Linked DNA regions of Homo sapiens: region 2 is linked to region 1. Evidence: chromatin loops called from intact Hi-C (ENCODE). Cell type or tissue: ascending aorta. All regions are shown on one strand. Each heading gives the region's core, and the rest is flanking DNA. Links, peaks and the distances in the headings are about the cores only. Region 1 has its middle 17 kb from the start of MIR3156-1. Region 2 holds the start of LOC124902530.

Evidence for each region. Hi-C counts contacts between places; a loop is a spot of excess contacts. Peaks named below come from ENCODE experiments on the same cell type or tissue, not always from the same donor. Only the 100,000 strongest peaks of a DNase experiment are listed, where the experiment ranks them.
Region 2: it touches region 1 in a loop (6-fold over the local background); 2 of 110 quality-filtered maps call a loop at or near these places.

The regions. Positions count from the first base shown.
Region 1 is chr10:45,174,867-45,186,852 of GRCh38, reverse strand. It overlaps the pseudogene ANKRD30BP3. Among named protein-coding and RNA genes, the nearest start is that of MIR3156-1, 17 kb to the right of the region's middle. In ascending aorta, for the core only: no CTCF peak of the experiment used is centred there; a DNase peak (open chromatin) is centred at 6,952; H3K4me3 peaks cover 1,282 bases; H3K27ac peaks cover 1,980 bases.
Region 2 is chr10:44,993,959-45,005,944 of GRCh38, reverse strand. RASSF4 (Ras association domain family member 4) reads right to left here. Exons shown (of 11, transcript NM_032023.4): 11 at 10,054-11,986. It overlaps LOC124902530, which reads right to left and starts at 11,909. Exons shown (of 3, transcript XM_047426129.1): 1 at 11,774-11,909; 2 at 11,004-11,140; 3 at 3,562-5,165. The coding sequence starts at 11,909. The coding sequence ends at 4,536. ZNF22-AS1 (ZNF22 antisense RNA 1) reads left to right here and starts at 5,142. Exons shown (of 4, transcript NR_126421.2): 1 at 5,142-5,415; 2 at 5,529-5,659; 3 at 6,523-6,628; 4 at 11,739-11,986. ZNF22 (zinc finger protein 22) reads right to left here and starts at 5,022. Exons shown (of 2, transcript NM_006963.5): 1 at 4,967-5,022; 2 at 619-2,665. The coding sequence starts at 2,576. The coding sequence ends at 1,902. RefSeq lists an enhancer at 4,406-4,906 and a silencer at 4,633-4,982. In ascending aorta, for the core only: no CTCF peak of the experiment used is centred there; DNase peaks (open chromatin) are centred at 9,164 and 9,474; H3K4me3 peaks cover 1,270 bases; H3K27ac peaks cover 2,500 bases.

The DNA of each region.
Region 1 (11,986 bases), core at 5,731-8,230:
GTGAAAGAGCAGCAAGGGTTCTGAGCCGATTACAGGCACCAAGGAAGGTGCTGTAAAGAGTCAGCAGCCACAGCCCTGGCTAGCTGGCCCTGTGGGCATTTATTAGCAAAGTTTTAATGATAAAGGCTTTGAGCCAACACACCTGTGGGTAATTAATCTGGGTGCCCCTACCCCAGGAGAGCCATCTTGCCTGTGGGTGATCAAAGGGTAGTCTTAAGACCACATGAGTAAACAAGCTATTTGGATAAACTACTCTACCTTTCTTTGTACCCACTTTAAGCTACTTACTCAAGGTAAGGATTAGGCTGCTTTCAGCCATAACCCTATCTTGAGACTTTTACAAAACCTTTGGCATTCCAAGAAGATTTGTGTCTATGTCCTATAACTTCATCTTAAAATGTTTCCCACCAGCCTGACTGAACTCCCACAATAACCTATGAAGAAACATGGTTTTATTTATTTATGTATTTTAGAGACAGGGTCTCCTTATGTTGCCCAGGCTGGTATTGAACTTCTGGGCTCTATTTAATTTTTACAATAAACGGTTTGCATTTAGTAAATGAGAATTAATTACAATGGAGTCTTGTGCAATATGAGAGTTAGGGTGCTGATCCCCCATGCAGCTGAAAATCTGCTTCATATGAAAATCTGTTTCTTTTGACTCCTCCAAACCTTTACTAATAGTCCACTGTTGACCTGGAGCCTTACTGAAAGCATAGTCAATTAACACATAGTTTCGATTTTATATGTACTATATACTGTATTCTTACAATAAAGTGAACTCGAGGAAAACTGTTACAAGGAGGAAAAAATATATTCACTATTTATTAAGTGGAAGTGAATTATTATACATAAAGGTTTTCATTCTTATTGCCTTCACATTGAGTAGTCTGATGAGGAGGCAGAGGAGAGATTTGTCTTGCTATCTTGCAGTGCCAAAGGAAAAGAAAAATCTGTCTGTTAGTGGGCTCCTACAGTGAAAACCCTTATTCAAGGATCAACTTTGTGACATAGTGACTTGTGTCACTAAGAAAGTAACTATCTTGGCCAGGCGCAGTGGCTCACGCCTGTAATCCCAGGACTTTGGAAGGCCGAGGTGGGTGGATCACAAGGTTAGGAGATTGAGACCATCCTGGCTAACATGGTGAAACCCTGTCTCTACTAAAAATACAAAAAAATTAGCTGGGCTTGGTGGTGGGTACCTGTAGTTCCAGCTACTCGGGAGGCTGAGACAGGAGAATGGCATGAACCCGGGAGGTGGAGCTTGCAGTGAGCCGAGATTATGCCACTGCACTCCAGCCTGGGTGACAGAGCGAGACTCTGTCTTAAAGAAAAGTAACTATCTTTAGAATAGTTAATAATACTTAATAATACTTTTCTGGCACCACGAACAAATGTCAACAAGAATTACAAAACTTAGCCAGGGTGCCTCAGTACCAATAGGAGATTATTTTCCAAAGATACCTACTGAGTGCAGAAGTCAGAAAAGCAATTTTTTGTTGAGAAGTGCAGGTTGTGTTACATAGTCTTGTACCAACAAGGTCTCACTATTATCAACTTCATTCCAAGCTGAAACCAAATAAGATATATTTACTTCATTAGAACAAGATATGTTGTTCTATCTGCTGGATAATTAGCGTGTTAATAGTAATTTTGTTACAACAAGATACTCTGTTTCTAATAGCCAAAATATTATCATTATAAGTATTCAAATAGCTTAACTCTAGGCTCAACAAATTATAATAAAATTACAAACATTTTTCACAATAACAAAAATGCTACTGTGATATCTAAATGTGACACAATGCATGGTACAATATGAACTGTATGAGCACATCTTTATTATATATTTATCAAAGGATAAATTATCAAACGATAAGTTAGGTTTTGCAAGTTGCAGGAGACAAAGATGGAATACACATAGTCTGGGTCTTTAAGGTGCTCATAATACAGTAGAGCTGTCCCTATTGAATTTCTGCATTTTTTCCAACAGAATTTCCTAAAAAATGTTTTTTATTTATTTATCCACTTGTCCACTTAACAAATAACTGTCAGGTATCTTTAAGGTACTAAGCATCTTCCTTGTTATTATCATTGTCATTTTTTATTATTTACTACTTTATTAAGGTACTAAGCATTTTTCTTGTTTTTATTATTTATTTATTTAGCGCTCATTCTGTGCTAGAACCCCTTTGGGAGCTTCTAATTACTTATTATGTCATGTCGTTACCATATTCAGCATGTGTCAGACGTTTTATATCCCTATGGATTTGAAGTGGGGTGCGTGGCACTCACTGAGTCTTCAAAGACCAGGTTTTAGGTGCAACTCATTTGGCAACTACAAACTTAGGTCACTGTTTGTATGTTACTTGCAGGATTCATGTACTTAGTTTTTAACTATTTATACTACTTTAAGTCTCTAAAAATTCATATATTGAAAAAATTGAAAATTTTAAGTTTCTACTCCTCATTACTTTTTGTGATATTTGATCTCCCCTAATACTTGATTATAAATCAGCCAGTGATCAATAAAGAGTCTCTCCCACTTTTCAAATCATTATATTTTTAAGTCATGCAATAAAATAGGTCAGGTGGTGAACATTGTTTATCATTAGAGATACCACTGTGATGTCACTAGGATTCGTGAGGAGATGACACCTGAGAAGAAGGATCTGCATAAGAGGCCTCACCTCTGCCCTCCTGTGTTTTTTTGGAAATTGAGCATGGTAAAAAGAACCTGCTAAACCTGGCTGGACACAGTGACTCAAACCTGGAATCCCAGCACTTTGAGAGGCCGAGGCAGGAGGATGGCTTTAGGCCAGGAGTTTGAGACCAGCCTAGGCAACAGAGTGAGGCCCCATCTCTGCAAAAGCATTAACAATTAGCCAAGTGTGGTGGCATGTGCTTGTGGTCCCAGCTGCTCGGAAGGCTGAGATGGGAGGATTGCCTGAGCCCAGGAGTTTGAGGCTACTGCACTCCAGCCTGGGCAACTGAGTAAGACCCTGCCCCTAACAAAAAAAGATAAAGAATCAGCTAAACCTAATAGAATCATTGACCCTTGCCACCAAGCAAGCTTACATCTTTCTCATAGAAGGAGGAGACTGTCGAGTTATTTTGCTCACATAATATGGCCATTGGAAAATATTTTGGCTATTATAGCTAAAACAATATTTTATTAATAACAGTTTATTAATCATTTACTTGTAAACAATAAAAGCTTGGCTCTCTTTGTACTGCTCATGGCTTTAGGTGGATCTTGGAACGTAACCACTTGTGAGAAGCTAGTAGTATTTGCTGCTTCCCTTAAAGCTCCTGAAAGGCAGAGAGGAAATCTTAGATTTTTCATTGCTATGAACCACTGCAAGTATTGAGGAAATATTCACTACTTCCAACGTCGTAATCCTGCAGCCATTTGGCACCTGTGAGTCAGGTGCCAGAAACTGGGCAGTGCAGAAGGCAGTGCGCTGTGTTCCACAGTTGCTTGCTATCTAGAACTTCTAGAACTTCTGCTTTTCTAGAACTTCTGCTGTTCATTCTCAACTCCAAGAGTTTTGTTGTTGTTTTGTTTTATGGGAAGTTTGTTAGAAGTAGGTTTATATATTTTCTTTCAGAATTAACAGAAGAATTATAATTAATATCACTTCCTGGTGTGACCGAAAGCCTCTAATCCTTTACTGTTATTTGTTTATGAGCACATTTCTTTTAACAGCTATGATAATTACTACATCTTGTGTGGTTTCTCAAAAATACATTTGTTTCTTATTTCAAAGAGTTTCTGTAATGGAGCCCTTCAGATTTGGTGCTAATAACATGAAGTAAGAATTTAAGAAAGAAGATCTTTTATTTTATTTATATTTATATTTTTTGAGATGGAGTCTTGCTCTTGTCACCCAGGCTGGAGCAGTGGCGCCATCTTGGCTCACTGCAGACTCCGCCTCCCGGGCTCAAGTAATTCTCCTGCAGGGTTTCACCATGTTGACCAGGCTGGTCTTGAACTCCTGACCTCAGGTGGTCCACCTGCCTTCGCCTCCCAGAGTGCTGGGATTACAGGCATGGGCCATCGTGCCTGGCCAGTTGCAAAATATTTAAATGTTACATACAGAGGTGCGAGGGAGATCCATATAGTACCATGTAAATTGCTTGAATCTTTTCAGAGTACTGTTTGTATGTGGTTTCAAAGCAGGGATTAATATATTTATTTTTATCTTTTAATTACAATTTGTATACCTATTCAAAAGTAGAGAAAATAGTAAAAGTAACACTAAAATACCCATTATTCAATTTCTGTGATCAAGATTGTCCTACATTTTGTTCATCTATCTGTTCATCTATCTTTACAGGAATATTATAAAGCAAATCACAAGGCCATTTTTTCTGTTCAGTGTGCATCCCTGGACAGCACTAAAGTTTCTTTATTTTTTTTTTCTTCAGCTTTTAAGTTCTGGGGTCCATGTACAGGATGTGCAGGTTCATTACATAGGTAAACGTGTGTCATAGTGGTTTGCTGCACAGATCAACCCATCACTCAGATATTACGCCCAGTATTGATTAGCTATTCTTCCTGATGCTCTCCCTCCTCCTGCCCCCACAACAGGTCCCATTGTGTGTTGTTACCCCTCATGGATCTGTGTGTTCTCATCATTCAGCTCCCACTTATAAGTGAGAATACGTGTTGTTTGATTTTCTGTTCCTGCATTAGTTTTCTGAGGATCATGGCTTCCAGCTCCATCCATGTCTTTGCAGAGGACATGATCTTGTTTCTTTTTAGGCCTGCATGATAGTCCATCGTGCACATGTACCAAATTTTCTTTATCCAGTCTAACATTGATGGGCATTTTGGTAGATTTCATGTCTTTGCTGTTGTGAATAGTGCTGCAGTGAACATACATGTGCATGTCTCTTTATAATATAATGATTTATATTATTTTGGATATATACCTAGCAATGGGATTGCTGGGTCAATGGTCTTTCTGCTTCTAGATCTTTGAGGAGTCAACACACTTCCTTCCTCGATGGTTGAACTAATTCTTGGCAAGCCTCCTAGCAAGCCTCTGTGTCAGCCTCCTAGCCAGCCAGCCTGAAGACTGGCCTCCCATGCAGCCAGCATTCCGAACAGCATTCCAGCAACCCTCTTCCCCTGCCAGAAGACTCGTGATTTGATTAGCCTCCCATGCAGCCAGGCTCTAGGCCAGCCTCCAAAAAACCGGCCTGCCACCAGGCCTCCAAGTCACATTCATCTTGCCGGACTCTTCAGCAAGCGTTTTAGGAAGCATTTAAGGCAGCCTCTCACACAGCCTCTCCCGCAGGCTCTTGGCCAGCCTCCTAGACAGCCAGCCTCCGATCCAGCCTTTCAGAAAGTCTCTAAGCGAATCTCCCAGACAATCAGCTTCCAGACCAACCTCCCATGCAGCCAGCGTTTTTAACAGCCATCCAGCAAGCCTCTTGCACAGCCAGACAATCTGCCACTCTGCCAGTTTCCTCGCCAGCCTCTTGGTTAGCCTCCCATGCAGCCAGCTTCTAGGCCAGCCTCCTAACAAGCCAGACTTGCATTCCGACTCTTAGCCAGATTCAGCCTGCCAGGATCTCAGCAGGCCTTTTAGCAAGCGTTTATGGCAGCCTCTCAGACAGAAAGCCTCTCCCACAGGCTCTAGGCCAGCCTCCCAGTGAGCCAGCCTCTCAGCAAGCCTCTATGCTACTTTTCAAGAGAGTCCTTCAGTACACCAGCCTCCCATGCAGCCCGCGCCTTGGCCAGCCTTCCAGCCAGCCTCTAGGTAAGTCTGTTAGCCAGCCGCTTAGCCAACCAGCTTCAGAATCAGCCTCCCATGCCACCAATGGCGTGGCCAGCCTCCCAGTACGCCTCTTAGAGAGCCTCTTAGGCGGCCTCCTGACTAGCCAGCCTCAAAACCAGCCTCCCTTGCAGCCAGCGTTTCCAACAGCCTCAGTGGGAGTGAAGGAGAAGGCAGCCAAAGTTTGAGGTTGATTTTAAGGTGGCCTTGTCCCTCTGCCCTGCAGGCCTTGTCCCTGTGCCCTGCAGGGCGCCCCCATCCCAGGACTGGGGGCCTGCCCAGGAAGAAGGCCCAGATACCGGGGCCCAAGATTTCTGCCCCGCTGCCGACCCACTCTTCCACCTGCTGCCTTTGTCCCGGGGACACCCACCACACCCCACGCTGAAGGGGCGATCCTCCCACAGCTGTCACCTCCTCCTGCAGCCCCAGCTCAGGCAGGGCACGGCGCCTCTTCTTCGCATCTTTTATGTTCAGGTCGATGGTCCTCGTCTTCACATCATCCCCTGCAAGCTTCCAGGCGTGGCCCCGGGAGGCAGCTCTGTGCATCTTTCTGATATCCCTATAGTGGATGACTTAAGAGTCTTTGGTGGTAGACCAGCTGAGTGAAGGCTCTCTGGCACTCCAGGCTTGTCACGCCCTTGACAGCAGTGGCAGAAAGCCTCTGCATGGCTGCAGCCACCTTTTAAGAGAGAGGCCGCTCCTCTCACTCGCCCTTCCCCAGCCCCAGCCCCAGCCCCAGCCCCAGCCCCCGCCGCTCGCCCTTGCCCTTAATCGCCACCACATCCGGCCCAACATCAGTAAAAAGTGTGGTCTAGTGAAGCCCTTGTACACTCCGGCCTCTTTCTAGAGAAATTTGTTGAGTAGAGCCGTGAGGCTTTCACGGGATCTTGTAGCCAGCCTCCTAACAAGCGAGCCTGGTACAACCAGGCTCTTAGCCGGACTCAGCCTACCAGGCCCTCAGCAAGCAAAATTAGCAAGAATTTGAGGTACCCTCTCACACGGACTCTCCGCCAGCCTCCTAGTCGGCCGCCTCTCACCCGGGTTCTTGGCAAATCTCCCAGCAAGCCTCTATGTCAGCCTCCTAGCCAGCCAGCCAGCCTGAAGACCGGCCTTCCATGCAGCCAGCATTTCGATCAGCGTTCCAGCAAGCCTCTCCCCCTGCCAGAAGACTTGTCATTCGACCAGACTCCCATGCAGGCAGGCTCTAGGCCGGCCTCCAAAAAACCGGCCTGCCACCCAGCCTCCAAGTCATATTCATCTTGCCGGACTTTTCAGCAAGCATTTTAGGAAGTATTTAAGGCAGCCTCTCAGACAGATAATTTTCTGGAATATTCCATTAAACATTCTTCTCTGATTAAATAACGCTTGCCTCACCATGGCAACATAAATCACTGAAAAATACTGTTTATCCGAAGAATAGTCTCTCAACTTGTGGGATAAATGATGTATAATTTTTAACCTTCTTGAGGGCAGATATTATGAGAAAATTTTTAATCATAAGAAAAACATTGCAGAATTATAGCCACAGTTTTAAAAATAAGCACATTATAATGATAATAAAATTGTAATACAACTAATTATAATGAACATATAAAAGAAGTCTCCCCATGGAGATTAGTATCATAAAACAATTTATATAATTTCACCAGCTATAGATTCACTGTTGGCATGTTACTTTTAATACATACTTGACTTTCAATTCGAAATCATTTTTTCATTAAATCCTGTACCTCAACTTTGAGATTAATGTGGTAATGTGATGCAGCTTCTAGTGAAGCCTCAGACACACATTGTTTATTGAGATCAGCCAATTTTTTTTGAAGTTGTCTCACAGTGACCTGACATGTTTGTTATTGATTTGTAAATCACCTTATCAAATTAACAATATTTACTTTCAAAAATATCACCAAATATATTGGTTCAGCTTATTTTCTTTATGTGTACACATTCCTGCTTATTACTGAATCCACTTAAGGACACAAGAAGGTATTATCTTCCTGCCAAACTGGTACTCTCTTACTAGACACCAGATTCATCCCACTAGTCATTTGTCCCCTAATGAATCTGTAATGCTTCACAACTTACTGAAGTCTCAAGAAAATATGTGGGCAGGACTAGTGGTGGTAAATTCTATGCTGTGGAATGCTTTCCTTCTTTTTTATTGAAGCACAAATCAACATCAAAGTTCCTCACATACTCAATCACCTGGTGAAATTTTTCCAACAGGTTTCTATCTCAGAATAAAAGTATTTTTGTTTCAAAGGCTTTAGAGGCCCTAGGTAACCTGGTCTCCACATCCCTCCTGACCGCAGCTGCTAAGTTTCTCTCCTCTACTCACTTTTTTTGTACTATACATGAACCCTGCCACCCCCCATGAATTGAAAAATGGGGATCCAATGCAAAGCTAATAAATCACAGATAGCTACAATGATCTTTCTCTGGGACAAAGTTCTATCCACATGACAGTCTTTGAGCCTTGAAATAGAAATTATGAGCAAATTATTTGTAACAATATTCAAAGTAAATTATAAATACCAGTGGGATGATTAAATCAAATTTGATATTGCTAAAATCCACTACATTTGTCCTAAGCTATTATTTAATAAAACACAGATGGCTTTAAAAAATTAAGTTGTCATAACAATACATAATTTGAGATTCAGATATGTTCAGATTTAAGTCAAATTGACATAAATGAAAATAAAATTCTACCAACTAAAATATACAAAAAGTTACTGAAAAAGTAGTATTACAAGATGCAGAAATGTACACTTCAAAATATACTTCAAATACACTTCAGTTCCTCTGGAAAATTTAGAATTAACTGTCAAAGTAAATTGTTGAATCAATTTCAAAATACTCATTGCTGATATGGGCATTCCCATTTATCTGTTTCATCGTGGTCATAAAATGTGGCCACAAAGAGATATTAAAACCTTTATTGGCCGGGTGCGGTGGCTCACGCCTGTAATCCCAGCACTTTGGGAGGCCGAGGCGGGTGGATCATGAGGTCAGGAGATCGAGACCATCCTGGCTAACAAGGTGAAACCCCGTCTCTACTAAAAATACAAAAAATTAGCCGGGCGCGGTGGCGGGCGCCTGTAGTCCCAGCTACTCGGGAGGCTGAGGCAGGAGAATGGCGTGAACCCGGGAAGCGGAGCTTGCACTGAGCCGAGATTGCGCCACTGCAGTCCACAGTCCGGCCTGGGCGACAGAGCGAGACTCCGTCTCAAAAAAAAAAAAAAAAAAAAAAAAACCTTTATTTCAGCAGTATAAGCCAATGTCATTAATGTTAATCTATTAAAAACCTTTAACTTAAATTCTTAAAATTTCATAAGTGACACAATGTCTTAAAGTAAAACATCTCTCAGCTTTAACTTGCATTTGGTGGAAATAAGCCATGTTTCTAAGCTGACATGGTAAATATATTTATTATCTATATTAAACTAGATTCAGCATTTATCTAAGGCCAAATATGACTTTAAATTTTCTTTCAGGAAGGTTGAAAAATATTTATTTTTTTTGATACTTCTCTTTCAGCTTTCTGTTTTTCATATTGGTATAAACATTATTTTAAATGGTTACAGTTATTAAATATCTCCTCATTTTTCTCTTTTAGGAGGTGATGTTGCGTTTTCCTCTCAAAACTGAATATTATTATCTTGCTTTTGTTATCAGCTTTCTTATGCACCTGAACTAATTGCTGTGGAAGCCACATGTTTTTGCTTTGTAGTTGAAATAATTTCTGCTCCAGACTCCTGCTGTTCAGTGTGCTTGGTCACATTATCTTGTTTGTTTTGATACATGTGTTCAGCTTTCTTCATTTGACACTATGTTTCACTTAGGTCTCTTTGTGCATGTTCTAAAACCTATGTATTTTCTCTTTGAGCGTCTCCTGCATAATTGAAATTAATTTTTAGACTTTTGGATTCCCTTTGAGCTTCAGAAAGTGGTTGATGAAGCTTCTCATTGTTATATATTATTCACATCAACATTCATTTTTCCTTGCAAATGAGCACTGTGGAAAGCAAGTTCTTGGTTTTTTCTTGATGTCACACTTTATCTTGGTCTTGTATAGCAGAAGCTAGTCTAGAATGGTATGATTCAATTTCTTTCTCCAGTATTTCTTTGTCTTGTTTTTCCTTCAATTTAGAAGTGAGCATTGTGTTCTTAGCTATCAGAACTTTAAGCTGCCCACTATACTGAGGTGCCCTTTTTGTTAATGTTTTCTCTTTCAGTTTTAGGGTCATTTGAAGTTCAGCATTCTTTTCTCTTAAAATCTTAATGTCCTCAAAGTATTTATTTTCCTTCTCCTGGTGCTGATGTTTTAGTATGTCCAATTTGCAGTTTTAGCATGGCAATTTCCTTTTTCAACATGCCATTTTCATGTAAGAGATCATTTTCATTTTCATAAGCATGAGAAACCTAAATAAAATAAATTTTTAGCTAGCACTCAATAAAATGGGATATCATGGTTCCTCTTAAAGAATAATTTTTACATTTATCCACTGAAAGGGTTTCTGTAAGTAGGTATCAGTTGAAGAACCATTGAATCAAAACTTCAAATGCTATAGAGCATAAATTCCCCAAAGTTCAAACATTTATTTGAACACAATGAATTCATGAAAGTAAAAAAGAAATGACTAGAGAATTTTTAAGAGCTTCAGAATTGAAACAAACTTTCCCTGGATTACAACACATGCAAAAGCATAAAATAAAAGATTAATCACTTTGACTACATACAAAAATTTGATTTACACCCTGATGTCTAACCTATACAAGACCCCATACTAGAAGCCTTAGTGTGTAGGGAGACCCCTTGAAACTATTGCTTTGGAATAAAAGGTGAAATACTCCTGATTATTGTAAATACAAAATTGCATGCAGGATTGTGTAAAGACAATGCCAGGTTGGACTGCCAGAATAAGCCAACAGTGCGTGATACGCTTCCCCCTGCAGAGAGCCTATGAACGGATATGCAGTCAGGGAGGTTTCACATCACCATGATTCCTATCCCAGAAAAGCAGATGTTCATAGCTCTGGGAATGGAATGTGACTCTTGTGGAGAGCCTATAAGCGAACGCATGAGGGGCGCCTGTTTATATGGATAAGATGGGGCTATAAATGCCCTTATCTTGCCTCGGCTCTTCTAGGCCTCTTTAGGGTTAAAGCATACTCCCTTCTGAGAATTTGTGGTCTAACCAGTTGTCTAGCTTCACGTCCTGTTTCTATGGATTGTTTGCAACCAGCTTTTGCTGCAACTGTTACTGCTGATTAATATCTTGCTAATCATAGGTTATGGAAAGACTGTGTTTCTGTTTTAAGGCTCTGTTAGAAATTGCTGATGCACACACTATATTGTAAATTCTTATCTCTGTATGCTGTACTTCTGCATACTGATGTTATGTTAAATTACTTCACCCTCGTGACCATCTCACCTCATAATCAAATGACCATAAATCCCTCACTAACCTATCCCCACCCTCACTAAACTTAATAATAAATGCTGGTATATCCAGTGCATTGGCGGCATCACAGGACCAGAAGGTGGTGACCCCCCTGGACACAGCTTTCACTATCTTGTGTGTGTCTTTTATTTCTCAACCTGCCAATCCGCCTGGGAACAAAGAAGGAGCCCTGTTGCATTGCGGGCTGCTGGCCAGTTCCCCCAATATTAGTGCTGCTTATATTTAGACAGATAAAATTTCCCAAAGCCCTTTCATTTCCTTTTTCCTGAGAATATTCTATAGATATTCTATTTTTAAAAATATAATTTTAAGAATTATATTTATAAATTATAAGTTGAGACATTGTAACAAGCACTTTTAGTTATCACAGTTCTGAAAGGAAAAGATTAAAAATATAAACAAGTATTTTCCTTATATTCCATACACATTAAGATTAAAAGTGTACAATTAAAGGAAATTGATTCTTGGGGGGAGAGGAATGGCCGTTTCACACTCTCTTTGTTGAACTGTAAATGAATATAAATTTTCTTGAGAACAATTTGGAAGTAATGAACAAAGAACTTTTTAAAACTTCCTATAATTTAACCAAATATTTTTATATTGAAGAATTTATTCCAAATCAATAATTAGAAAGGTAGAAAAATATTTACTTGCAGTTATGCCTTGCAGCACTTATAATACAAAAAATTAAAAATCAAAAAAATTAATTTGTTAAGTAAATAATGGGATTTC
Region 2 (11,986 bases), core at 8,131-10,630, 180 kb after region 1:
TGTATTAACCAAAAACATCCCTCATCTGTGCTCCTCTCCACATACCCCAACACAGTGAAGAGAGTAATGCATCCCCATGCTCAAAGCGCATAGGAGACCTTAGTCTGTGACAATTTCTCTGCTGTCCTGAAGGGCATACTGCTCGTTAAATTATTTTGAATATCACTACTGTGCACAGCCCTGTTTGCTGTCAAAATGGGCAAATTCCTGAAATGTAAGAAAGAAGTGTTGGTCCTACCCAGAAGCTATTGCATACACAAAACTAATGTGAATAGCATTGATAGATCCTCAAAAGGGCCCCATAGCCACAATCCTGCCAAGGAGTGACTTGGATATAATAGGGCGGCCAAAGATCACTGCTTTCATAAAAAACTGTGATCACCTCATGTTTACAAAACACCTTGTGAATATCTTGTTGAATGGCACTTGTCAACAAGGCCATAACAAGGCCAACTTCTATGGCCCTGCACTCAAATGCAAGGCCAGGAGGAAGGCAAAGTTCAAGTTTGAGGAAATCAGAAACAGGCAAAACAAGTGATCCATCCAAAAGCTGTGACTTTAGATCTATTGTCTAAATAATTAAAACAATTCCCCAGAAGAAAAATAAACAGAAGGTAGTAGTATACAAAATATTTCATTTTTTATTTTCATGAATAATTGTCATTAATACAGCAGAAACCGATATGATTATAAAAGATACCAAAAAATCAGAAGAATGTTAGCATTCAATAGAAATTAAAACCTGAGCTGAGGGCTCATTAGAGTCTGACACTTGGCACCATTCTCATGGAAGTGAAGAAACATGTTTGCCGGACTCCTTAAAACAATTCATGTAACACAGAAAGAGTTAAATTTCAAAGGAGCTACAATGTACTGACACATTACGACTCTTGTTGTTGACAAACATTTAAGCAGGGCTATCCAAAGCTCACAGTCTTGAAGGCAGGGAGGTGTGTAAATTGTAGGTTTTTAATTAAGCAGTAAGCAAGCTGAGATTTTTCTTGGTAAAATAGTTTGTTTATTCATGTAGATCTAAAAGGCTGGCTCAGTTTGTCAGAGCACAGGAGAATGCCAGAAGAGGTCAAGGGCATGGGGATGTATCGACATGAATCCATCCCAACTTGTGGAAAACAAACGACACAGCAGTTACCATCACAAAGAACTCTATTAGTAGGAATAGAAGACTTGAGGTCCAATTCAGTTCTCATTTGGATTCTATAGTATCTCTAAGAATTTGGTTAAAAAAAACAAAACAAACAAAACAAAAAAAGGGAAATCCTTACTCCTTTCATTAACAACTGTCCACAAGGAGAAGAAATAAAAGACAACTAATATAGATAGGCCTTACTGATTAAAAATCTGTGAGCTTGAATACATTTTAATATGTTGAATCTAGAGTGATAAACCAATGGTTAATATACTACAAAACTTTACAAACAAAATCTCATCTGTTGCAGAACTTCAAAAGTAGTGGAATTGATTTCTTCTCCCTTTTTTCTTCCACAGAAAGTCCTAAAACTGAGTAGTCATTGGCATGCCTGCACTTTCACAAATGTATCCTCAAAACATGATGGTTTTTCTCAAAATGTATCTACAAAACATGATGGTTTTTGAAAATGGAAGTAATTTCAAATGAGGTCAAGGATGTCATGCTCCCTCAAAACATATTTTCAGTTCTTTGTGCTCCATGTCACATAAAAAAGAAATGAGGGTAGCTGGACTCATGTAATTTCTTTCAGCTCAATAATGTCATTAAATTCCCAATGTTTTCACACTAGCAAAAGATCCAGTATTTAAGTGATCTACTATAAAGCATCTCTATTTCTAAAAAAGATTCCTTTCATTTTTTACTTTTTATTTTTTCTTAAGAGGTCTCAAAAAGCTGTCAAAAAGCCCTATACTTAACGGAGACCAGCCACAGACTTCCTTCCTGTACCAGCTTTCCAAGAGGGTAAGTGAGTCTTCACCCTGATATTTTTGCCCCGGGTTTTACGAGGCTTCTCTTCTTTATGCACCTTCATGTGCTGCCTCAGATGAGAGCTCTGACTGAAACATTTGCCACATTCACTGCACTGGTAGGGTTTCTCCCCAGTGTGGGTTCTCTGATGTTGAATAAGGTGGGAGCTCTGGCTGAAACACCGGCCACACTCATCACACTGATAGGGTTTTTCTCCAGTATGAATTCTCTGGTGCTGAATGAGATTTGAGCTCTGTTTGAAGCTTTCTCCACACTCATCACATTTGTAGGGCTTTTCCCCCGTATGGATCCGTCGATGCTGAATGAGATTAGAACTCTGAAAGAAACTTTTCCCACAATCAGCACATTTATGGGATTTCTTTCCAGTATGGATCTTCTGGTGTTGAAAAAGAGTTGAACTCTGACTGAAACTCTTTTCACATTCAGTACATTTATAGGGTTTGTCATCCAAGCTTCTTCTGAGTCTACTGAAGCTTGAGTCAAATCGAATAGTCATGCCCCACTTCTGCCGCTGCCGGCCTGTTTTGCGCTTGTTCTCATAGGCCTTTCCTTGGCTTGAGCTCCGAGAAATACCCGCTTTAGGCTTTGCTAACCTCATGGTGAATAACCAAATGTATTTGTAAGAGAGTTTACAGGCTTCTTCTGAACTAGTGTTTCATTTCCTAGAGGTGTACAGCTCAGAATTTTCTGTGTGTAGAAGGAAAAAAAATTTAGAGATGATCAGAAAAAAAATTACAGATATCTGTTAACTATTCAATTTTAATATCTCTTCAACCCACCAAAATTGCATTCATGTTTAAATTTAAAAAGTATAAATGCAAACAAAGATAATATGGGGGGAAATTTGGGGGAAATACTTGCAAAGTAATTCTAACAATTCCAGAGTTTAAGCTTAACAAATATCACCAAATTTTGACTGAGTTTACCACTGGAGTTTCTGTCTATTGGGACAAGACAAATTAAAAGTGATCAGGTGAAATATAAATCTTCCAAGCATTACCAAATGAGTACATAATTTTGAAGAACTAAAAAGTGGAGATAAGGTAAATCTTAATGGGAATGGAGTAACTCCAAAAGACAATCAAAATTTGTGTAACAGAACATTACTATGCTTTAATATTTAGTTCCATGTTAAACTTCTACTAACTAGTAACTGCCTAAGGTATCCAAATGAATAAGAAATGACAAATTACACTACTTTATGATATATTCCTGTTTATCTGTATTTAGCATTCGATTTCCATAGCTCTAGATGACAGTTTAGCTCTAATTCTGTAGCATAAAGTGTTTTGAAAATTGAAACTTCTCTACAGGGAGTGGTAGGTTTACTTAGTCTATGAAGACACGCTTTATTATTGGTTTTTATAGATCCTAATGATCCAAGAAAGCAATTTGTTGAAAACCCAAAACGAAAGTACTGTTTTCGGAGACAGAAAAACTGCAAAAGAACTTTTACCAGAAAGTGGAATGAAACTGAGTAGAAAACGCATGGTAGGTAGGACACAAGAAAAGGAGAGGGGGGAGAAAATGAGTTTACATGTAAAACTAGGATGGAATTTTTAGAATACCCAAATGCTGCAAAATTCAAAATTTCAAATGATTTTATTTATTTATAAGGCTGACTTGTGGCTATTTAAAATAACGGCCAAAACAAACCAACAAAAACCCCTACAAACCCCACATAGGTGGCAATGTCGGAAAATCTAGAACTTCAAAAGCAATAAAATTATTGGAACTATTTTTCATTATCTTGTGTCAGAATGTGGAATTTAAAATAGAAACAATTATTCTGGGTTTCTTTGCATACAAACATATAAAGCAAATAAATGAAAACAAAAACATAATTTTTCTTGCCTTCCTTTCATCTTATTGTATAATTGAGACTTTAGGTCCAGGACTTTATCTGGATATTTAATAATTACATCAGCTGTAATTATGGTCAGCGTAAGAGTAAGCCGCATATAACACAAGATTACAGTTAGGACTACCCACTCCTTAACTTAAGCAAATATTTACAGAACATCTACCACACAGGAGACATTGTGTTAGGTACATGGTGTTGGTGTTGCTTTTTTTTTTTTTTAATAACTATAATGGTCATTATACATAAAAGCACACGCATTTAATACAATGGAAGTCAGATCTAGTCAGAAACTCAGACTGTCAAATCCACCTACGGATGAGGCAATCATACTAGTATGTGCCAGACACTGTGTAACTTGATTCTGTGCTAGCTCTTTAATTCTCCTGGCACCTTTATGCAGTTATTTCCGTTTTAAGTTAAGGAAACGAGGGCACAATGCTAGAAGGCACTGGCCGGGTTCCCAGACCCTAGCAGTTTGACTCCAGAGCCTGTACTCTTAGTGGCAGCCACATCTTCCATTGCTCAGTCCAGCGCGGCGACCCGTGCTTTGCATAGCTCCCCAGCAGGGGCAAGCACGAAGTTAAACCTGAGTGACAGAAGCTGCTGTTCTTGCACACCCAGCTAACTGGAATGTGCCTCAGTTTCCTCGTAAAATGGGGAGGGTAATGATAAAGTGGCAACACCATCAAGATGTTAGAAGTTGCAATGAGTCTGAATCTGAAAACCGCTCAGAGCAGCCCTGTGCTGCCTAAGCATTTGTTCCACGTATCTAGTCCTCGAACGCTCCGAGCGACGGAAGGGGCCGGGGCTGCTGCTCACCCGCCCAGTTCCACCCGCCGCGGGCCGCGCCTCGCCCGGGCCCCCAGTCCAAGCCTCCCGTTCCCAGCACTCCGCCGGCCGCTCCTCATTGACCCGGCCCGCCCGCCGCGCAGGCCGCGGCCCCACCCTGGGCCCGCGTGGCCCTCCCGCCCCCGCCCGGCGGCCAGGCCCTGCCCGGAGGCGGGAGACGCAAGCCACGCCATCGCCCGGGCCCGCGCCGCCCTCGTTGCGGCCAGCGCGCTCCCGAGCGGACCCGAGTATCCGACGCAGGCCCCGAGCGCCCCAAGTGCCCCAATCCCACTCACCGCGCGGGACCAGCCACCACTCTGGCTCGCTGGGCGCCTCCCGCGCCGCCGGAAGTGAGGGCCTCGCCGCGCTCTGGCGCCGCCGCGGTCGCTCTAGGAAAGTGGCGGAGCGACCCTCTATGGTCCCGGGCCCACCCGAAAGCGTTGTTCGTTTCTTCCTGTGGTTTTGTTTTCTCCTCCCCCCAACTCGGAAGGCGTCCTGTGACCCCCGGGACCTCAAGAGCTGTAACCGCCCCTGTGTGTGGTCGAGGCTTTTGAAACCAAACTCTAGCCTCTCCAACCTAGAAACTGCATACTTTCCACAAATTTTGAGATTTTTGAGACCCTGGTACTTTTCACGAAGTCACCTTAATTATCACCAAAAAGCTCCTGCAAGATGGGAGTGGTTATACTCCATTTACAGGAAAGGAACCAAGGCTCAGAGAAGAAATGTGCTCCGTTCACCGTGTGTAAGCGGACGACCCAGAATTGGAATGGTTCTTTGTGGCTCCAAAGTCTGATTTCAACACACCCCTTTTGTTGCTCATTAGTAATGATCTCTCTTTGTTCTTATTCCTTCCAGGCTCCTCCTCAGCCATCCTGGCCGTGCTCAGTCATCTGACCAGCTGACCTCCGTGTTCCCCCACTCCCTGGGGAGCTCCTCCGCCTTTTGGCTTCCAATGCTATTGCTGCATGCTGAAGACTCCCGCATTGGTAACTCCAGTCTGACTGTGGGACATAAATGTTATTGAACTTTAGACTTGTATATCGAACTGATTACTCAAGAGCTGCATTTGCATGTGTAATGGACATCCCAAACCTAACATACCCCCCAAATGAATTCCTGATATCTACCTAACCTGTTCTTGCAACAGTCTTCTTCCCAGGGATGGGTGAAGATCCCATCATCTTTCCAGTTGCTCAAGCCAAAAACCTTGATGTCACTGTTGTCTCTTCTTTTTTTCATCCAAAATTCACCTGTGATTTATCCACAAATTCTGTCGGCTTCATCGTTAAAATATATTCATTATCAAGCCACTTTCAACACTTCCACTGCTATAACCACCAAGCCACCTTCATCCACCTTCTGGATTATTATATTGGCTTCCAGACGGGTTGCCCTACAGTCTATTCACGGCCCCAGAGTAATCCTCTTAAACCTAAGTTAGATCATGTCATTCATTTGTTCAAAACCTTCAAAGGCTTCCCAACTTATTAGAGCAAAGCCAAGGACCTCGCAGTGGCACCCGATGCCTCTCATGATCTGTCTCTTTAGTTCTTTATTGTGTCTGCAGTGCTGAAAACAGTGCTCAGCAGGGAACAGACACTCAGTAAATAGCTGTTGAATGAATGAATTTATAAGATGCCTTATTGTTTACAAAGTACTTTTACATCTTATCTTCTGGTTATTCATCTTCACCATAGTCTCATGAAGCACAGATTATCATATCTGTCTTGCAAATCAGTAAACTGAAGCAAGAGAGGCTGACCTGCCTGAAGTAATACAGTGGTTTGTTGGTGGAGGCTAAACTAAGTCATAGGTTCATTCTCTTAAGTTGGGGCTTTCTGCTCTGTAGGGAGCTGTCTCTGCATATGGCAAAGCACAAAGCTGAATGAGGTCTGGACAAAGAAGCTCCACTCGCAATCTAGAGAGTATCTGGACTATTGCAGTGATTAAATGAGGTAATGTAAGGCACTTAGCACAATGTATAACACAGAAGAAATGAGAGTCGTTGTTACTTTTATTATTAAATTGTTATAAGTTGGTTGATGCTGGTGGTTGGAGAGTTTGGGGTAAAGGGCAATGGCCAGAGATCTAGAAATGGTTTAGGAAAAGCGTCAGGAGCAAACATGACCCGTTGGGACTGTCTGCTCTATGTACACTAAAATAAAAAGATAATTTTTAAAAAGCCATTTTGTTAGTAAGGTAGTTACTAATTAAAACTAACTCCTTTAATGTCTACATAAAGATGGATTATCCCTTTTTCCTATACCTGAAAACAACTGGGCCAGCCATAGAAGGGCCAGAGGTATGTCAACTAAAGCATTGGGTAAACGAGGATGGATTTTTTAAAAAGAGAGAGACGAAAGTCAGGAAATAAAGGGGTGTGTGTCCCTAAGTGTGGACAGAGTCCTGGGCAGTAAGGATGGAGAGGAGGGAGAGCCAGAAAAATATATGAAGGAGAGGAGGGTAAAGGAGAATGGGAAAAAGACAGGGAGAGAAAGCAGGTAGGGTTTTATGCCTTCAGCCTAGCTGTTAGTATAATAATAGTTAACACTTATTGAGTGCTTATTGTGTGCCAGGCACTGTTTGCAGCATTTGAGGATCTCACGTGAGATTCCTGAGGCATGATTATTCCTGAGGGTTTGCTCCACCTTCTCTGGTTTTGGTCCCTGCACTTTGTGGTGTGACTCCGGTGCCTCCTGGTGAACCACATGCCTGTCCCACTGATGTTGACTTGACCACTGATTTGAATTGGCTGACCGCATGTGACTGGATGCAAGGGGTACATCACATCCCAGAAGAAACTTCAAGTCATTGTGTTTCTGCCAGGACTCTGCTCTTTCCCTCTGCCTTGAGAATAGCATGTCCCAAGTAGGGGCTGCCCCTTTAGTCTAGGAACCAGGATGATAAGACACATGGAGCAGAGCCACAGAAGCTCACATGTAACCACAACGGTCCCACGTAATGTTAGAGAAACAAATGCTCTTGTAACACTGAGATTCTTGGTGGTATTATTGCATTAAAGTTGACTAATGTACCTCCCACCAACCGTAAGAGATAGGAATTGTTATTATCCTGTGATATTGTGAAATACATAGTTGATCTTCTCCCCGTTTCCTGACATACAACTTCTAAAATCCTTAGAATCTCCAAAGTGATGTCTTTTTATATGCTGATGAGTTGACTGATGCCTGGCAGCCCCTGGGTAGCTTCAGGATGGGGCTGGTCACTGGAAAGACCACAGCAGGATTAGAAGGATGGCAATTTCAGCTCCACCCCATCAACATCTGGGGAGGAGGGCAACTGAAGGTGAAGTGGATCACCAATGGCTGATGGATTAATCAATCATGCCTGTGTTACAAAGTCTCCATAAAAGCTCCCAAAGGACTGGGTTCAGAGAGCTTCTGGATACCTGAACACATGGATGTTACTGGAGGGTGCCACCTGGGGTCGGGGGGTGCAAAGGGGAAGGAGTATGGAAGCTCCGCACCCTTTCCTTCATACCTCACTATATGCATTTCTTTTTCTATATCCTTTGGAATATCATTTGTAATAAACCAGGAAATGTGTTTCGCTGAGTTCTGTGAACCGCTCTTGCAAATTAACCCAAGGAGGGGGTCACGAGAATCCCAACTTGAAGTGGGTAGTTCACAAGTTCCAGAGGCCAGGGCTTGTAACTAATGGGAAGGGTGGAGACCATCTTATGGGACTGAGCCCTCAACCTATGGGAGGTGATGCCATCTCCAAGTAGATAGTGTCAAAACTGAATTAGAGGACACCCAGCTGGTGTCCCTGCAGAAATGATTGCTTGGTTGGTGTGTGGGGAGAATCCCTCACCCCGTTTGGTCACAGAAGTCTTTTGTGATTATTGCTGCTGAGTGAGAGAATAGTAGAAAGCACTTTGTTTTCTTCCACACAGAATCCCCATTTCACAGATGAGAAAACTGAGGCAAGAAACTCGCCCAAGGTCATGCACATTTGTAAGTGGCAAAGCCAGACTTTGAAATCAGAAAGCCTGGCTCCAGAGCCTATTAACCTCTCTATAACAGTCTATCTCCCAAATGGGATTCTAGGCAATTTTTATGCAAATTAAATTATTGAAAATGGTCACGCATGATATTTACAAAACACAAGGGAGAAAGGGAACAAGGGTGTGGGAGGCAGGGGGTGGACACAGTCTGGGCATCTTTCTGCACATATTTCTGGGGATTCTGGCCCAAGAGAGGCCAGATCCCTTAGTGGCTGGGACATCTCTGGGAAACTACCCAGCAGGGACCAGTGTGTCCCTGAGCCCAGTGGTATTTGAAGGGTTCATTCCAGGAAAAAGAGTCTTCTGGGGTGAGAAAAATCCTGGCAAGACAGTTTCATTTTCCTATGTCTTTGTCCCCTGCACACCACTGGCTTGCGCACACACACACAGACACACACACACACACACACACACACACACACACACGCTGTCTCAGCAGGGAGCACTGCTGCCTTGGGTCTGTGTTTGGCAACATGGATCCCCAGCCCAAGTGCCAGAAAGGCAGTTATAGGTGTGGCTCATGTGCGGTAACAACAGTGGTCCGTCTCCCACCAAGAACTCTCAGCCCAGGGATCCTGAACAATGGTTCTTTCCACCAAGCCTGAGACTTGGCTTTCTGTTTCCTTTGGACTCTCTGGGAAAGAAAACCCTGGGAGTTCCCATTCCTAGGTCTGAGAAAACATCTCTGTTAAAAGTTGACCAGGAGGGCACAGGGCCCTACCCTGCACAACGTGAGTCTCAGGCAGGGCACGTGAGCAGCTAGCCTGATCCCAAACAATCGCAGCTCTCAGGGCCTAAATATAGCCCATGCATCTGGCTGTTTTTATACTCAGTTGCTTGGCTCTGATCGACCAAGCTTCCTGTCTGATCACCACTGAGGAACTGAGGGCAGGGGGATGCTGCCCACCACTGCACCTGGCAAGGATATCCCGCTGCCCCTCCGCAGCTGCAAGGCACCTGCGTCCTACACACCCGGGACACATTTTGCAGGGCTGGTTCCTCCACAAATCATCTGGTCAGACTGGATAAGCTTTGGGCCTTGTTTCCATGGGACTAAGGGGCCAGATGTATCCTGGGTGAACCCTGGCTCTATTTTGCCAGTGGGAAGGTCTTTATTCCATTTTCTGGTAAACATTCCAATCCGGTAGCATATGGTTATCACCAAAGAAAAACAAGATGTTTTTGATCCCTTCTGGTAATTTGTTCTGGGCAAACAAACTTGTTTTTCCTGAGTCCAGTCCTTTTGCAATCATGCTGATTTCATCCTGTGCTGTTTATTATTCTCTCTGGTTCTTGAGGCCTGGCCTGGCAAGACAGTCCTATTTTAGGAGACAACACTCTCCCATAGCAATCTTTGCTTTATCTTCGGATACGTTTATTACCTGAGACACTAGGTAGCCAATGGGGCATATGAGAAATACCCTAAGCTCTATGTAGAAAGAAAGCGGGAGCTCCCCACAGGAACCAGTAGGAAACCACAGAGACCAGCCTCTAACGTTTGAAATTATGGGGTTGAGGTGAGCTGAATTTGCAGCTTTTCAGATTGCCTCTGAACAGCAAATATGATGTTGATTTAGAAAAAAAGGTGTGAACTCCTCAGCTGATTGCAGAAGTGTACCTTTTCCCTTTTTCTGAGCCACTTGCTAGTGATTTTTCTGACCCATAACGTTCAGAAATTAGATTGATAACACCTACTTTAAAAGTGAACTTATCCGAAAAGGCCTTAAATAATATTGTAATAACTTTCAAAAGCAAACCAACCAACCAAACAGGCTGGTACTTAGGGAGGGTCTCCTGCTCCACTGGCTTCCTGTGTGCCAGGACCTGGCCTGCTCCTAGCTGGCAGGTGCATCTTGGCCTGTGACGCCACATGCACTTCTTAGCCAACTCTGCCTTGGCCTCCACCTCACTCCCAGGAGCTTTGCCGGTTCGTTGCTCAGCTGATCTCTTGACCCTTCCAGTGTCTGGCCTTCTTCTCCTGATGAGAAGACCCCTAGACACAGGACAGACTGGCTCCATCTTTGTGCCTCCAGGGCTGAGCACAGGCCTGGCACAAGGCAGTCACTCAGTTACAGCTGAACAATGGGACAGGAGCTGTCCTCCACCTGAGATTGTAAATAATAGCTTGGGAGTACAATTACCTGGGAGCTCCTGTTTGATTTGTTTTGTACCCTCTCCTAGGCCCTGCTTCCATCCCACCTGAGCCCCTGGCCTGGAAGATTCTTGGGGCCCTCCTGATGCTAAGATTCTGTGACTCGGGGTGACTCTATTGCTCATCATCCAGGTCACCTCTAGGCTCCCACCAGTGACGCCTGCGTGTTCCATGGCAGCCTCTCCTCAGGCTCCACCCTAGTCCCCAGGGCATGCACAGAAATGAAGGAGTCATGTCGGCTCCTAGAGCAGCGAGTTGTGGCTCTTCTGCCAAACATGGCCACACATCCTTTAGGATAAGAGTTTCAGAAGTTAGAGCCGGGGGTCAGGGTGGATGCACAGAAAGCAAAAAAAAAAAAAAAAGCTTGGTTCTCACTTCTTCAGTTCAATACAGCACACCTTTATTGAGCACCTAAGGATCTATGCTGCCAGAGGAGGGCAGAGTCGACAAAACAGTGGGCAGGCCTCCCCTGCAGCTCTCTGTGTCTGTGATGATGGAGCTGGGTTGGGGAAATCCTGCTGTGACATTTGCCCTGACGCAGTTCCGCACAGCATGGTGGCTTCCAAGCTATGCTCTTGATGGGCACCCGTAAGGAGCTTCTACATGCATTAGAGATGGAGCCTCTCCTATCTTTGCAAGCCTTTGTGGTTCTTCCCTTTAAATCTGCCATCCACGGACCTCAACAGGAGAATAATTTGGTCTTCAGTTTGCTCTGTTTTAGACAAATACTTCACATGACTGATGTAAACTGTTGCATAGTTTCGCAAAGGCTTTCTCATTCATTCCTGAAATTCTCCATCAGTCACAAACACAAATTGTTCAGTATCTGGGGAATTCAAAGCCCTTTCCTCAAAACAGACATTTCTCCTTATCATTCTTCCTTCAGGGGAAGTATTGAAAGTCATTGAAAGTCATCCCCACCCACTAGAGGAGAGAAACGCAAGCCCAGAAAAGGCAAGAGGTACACAGGCATCCACGGGACAGTGGTGATGGGGCTGAGCACTGCCTTCCAGAGCTGCTGCTGGGCATTGAGCGGGCAGCACCCTCTCAATGCCATGTGGACCCTCCTCAATGTGATTGAATGACCGTGTTTCTTGCAGCAAGCTCCTTGTAAGAATCGCTTTAGGTCTCTCT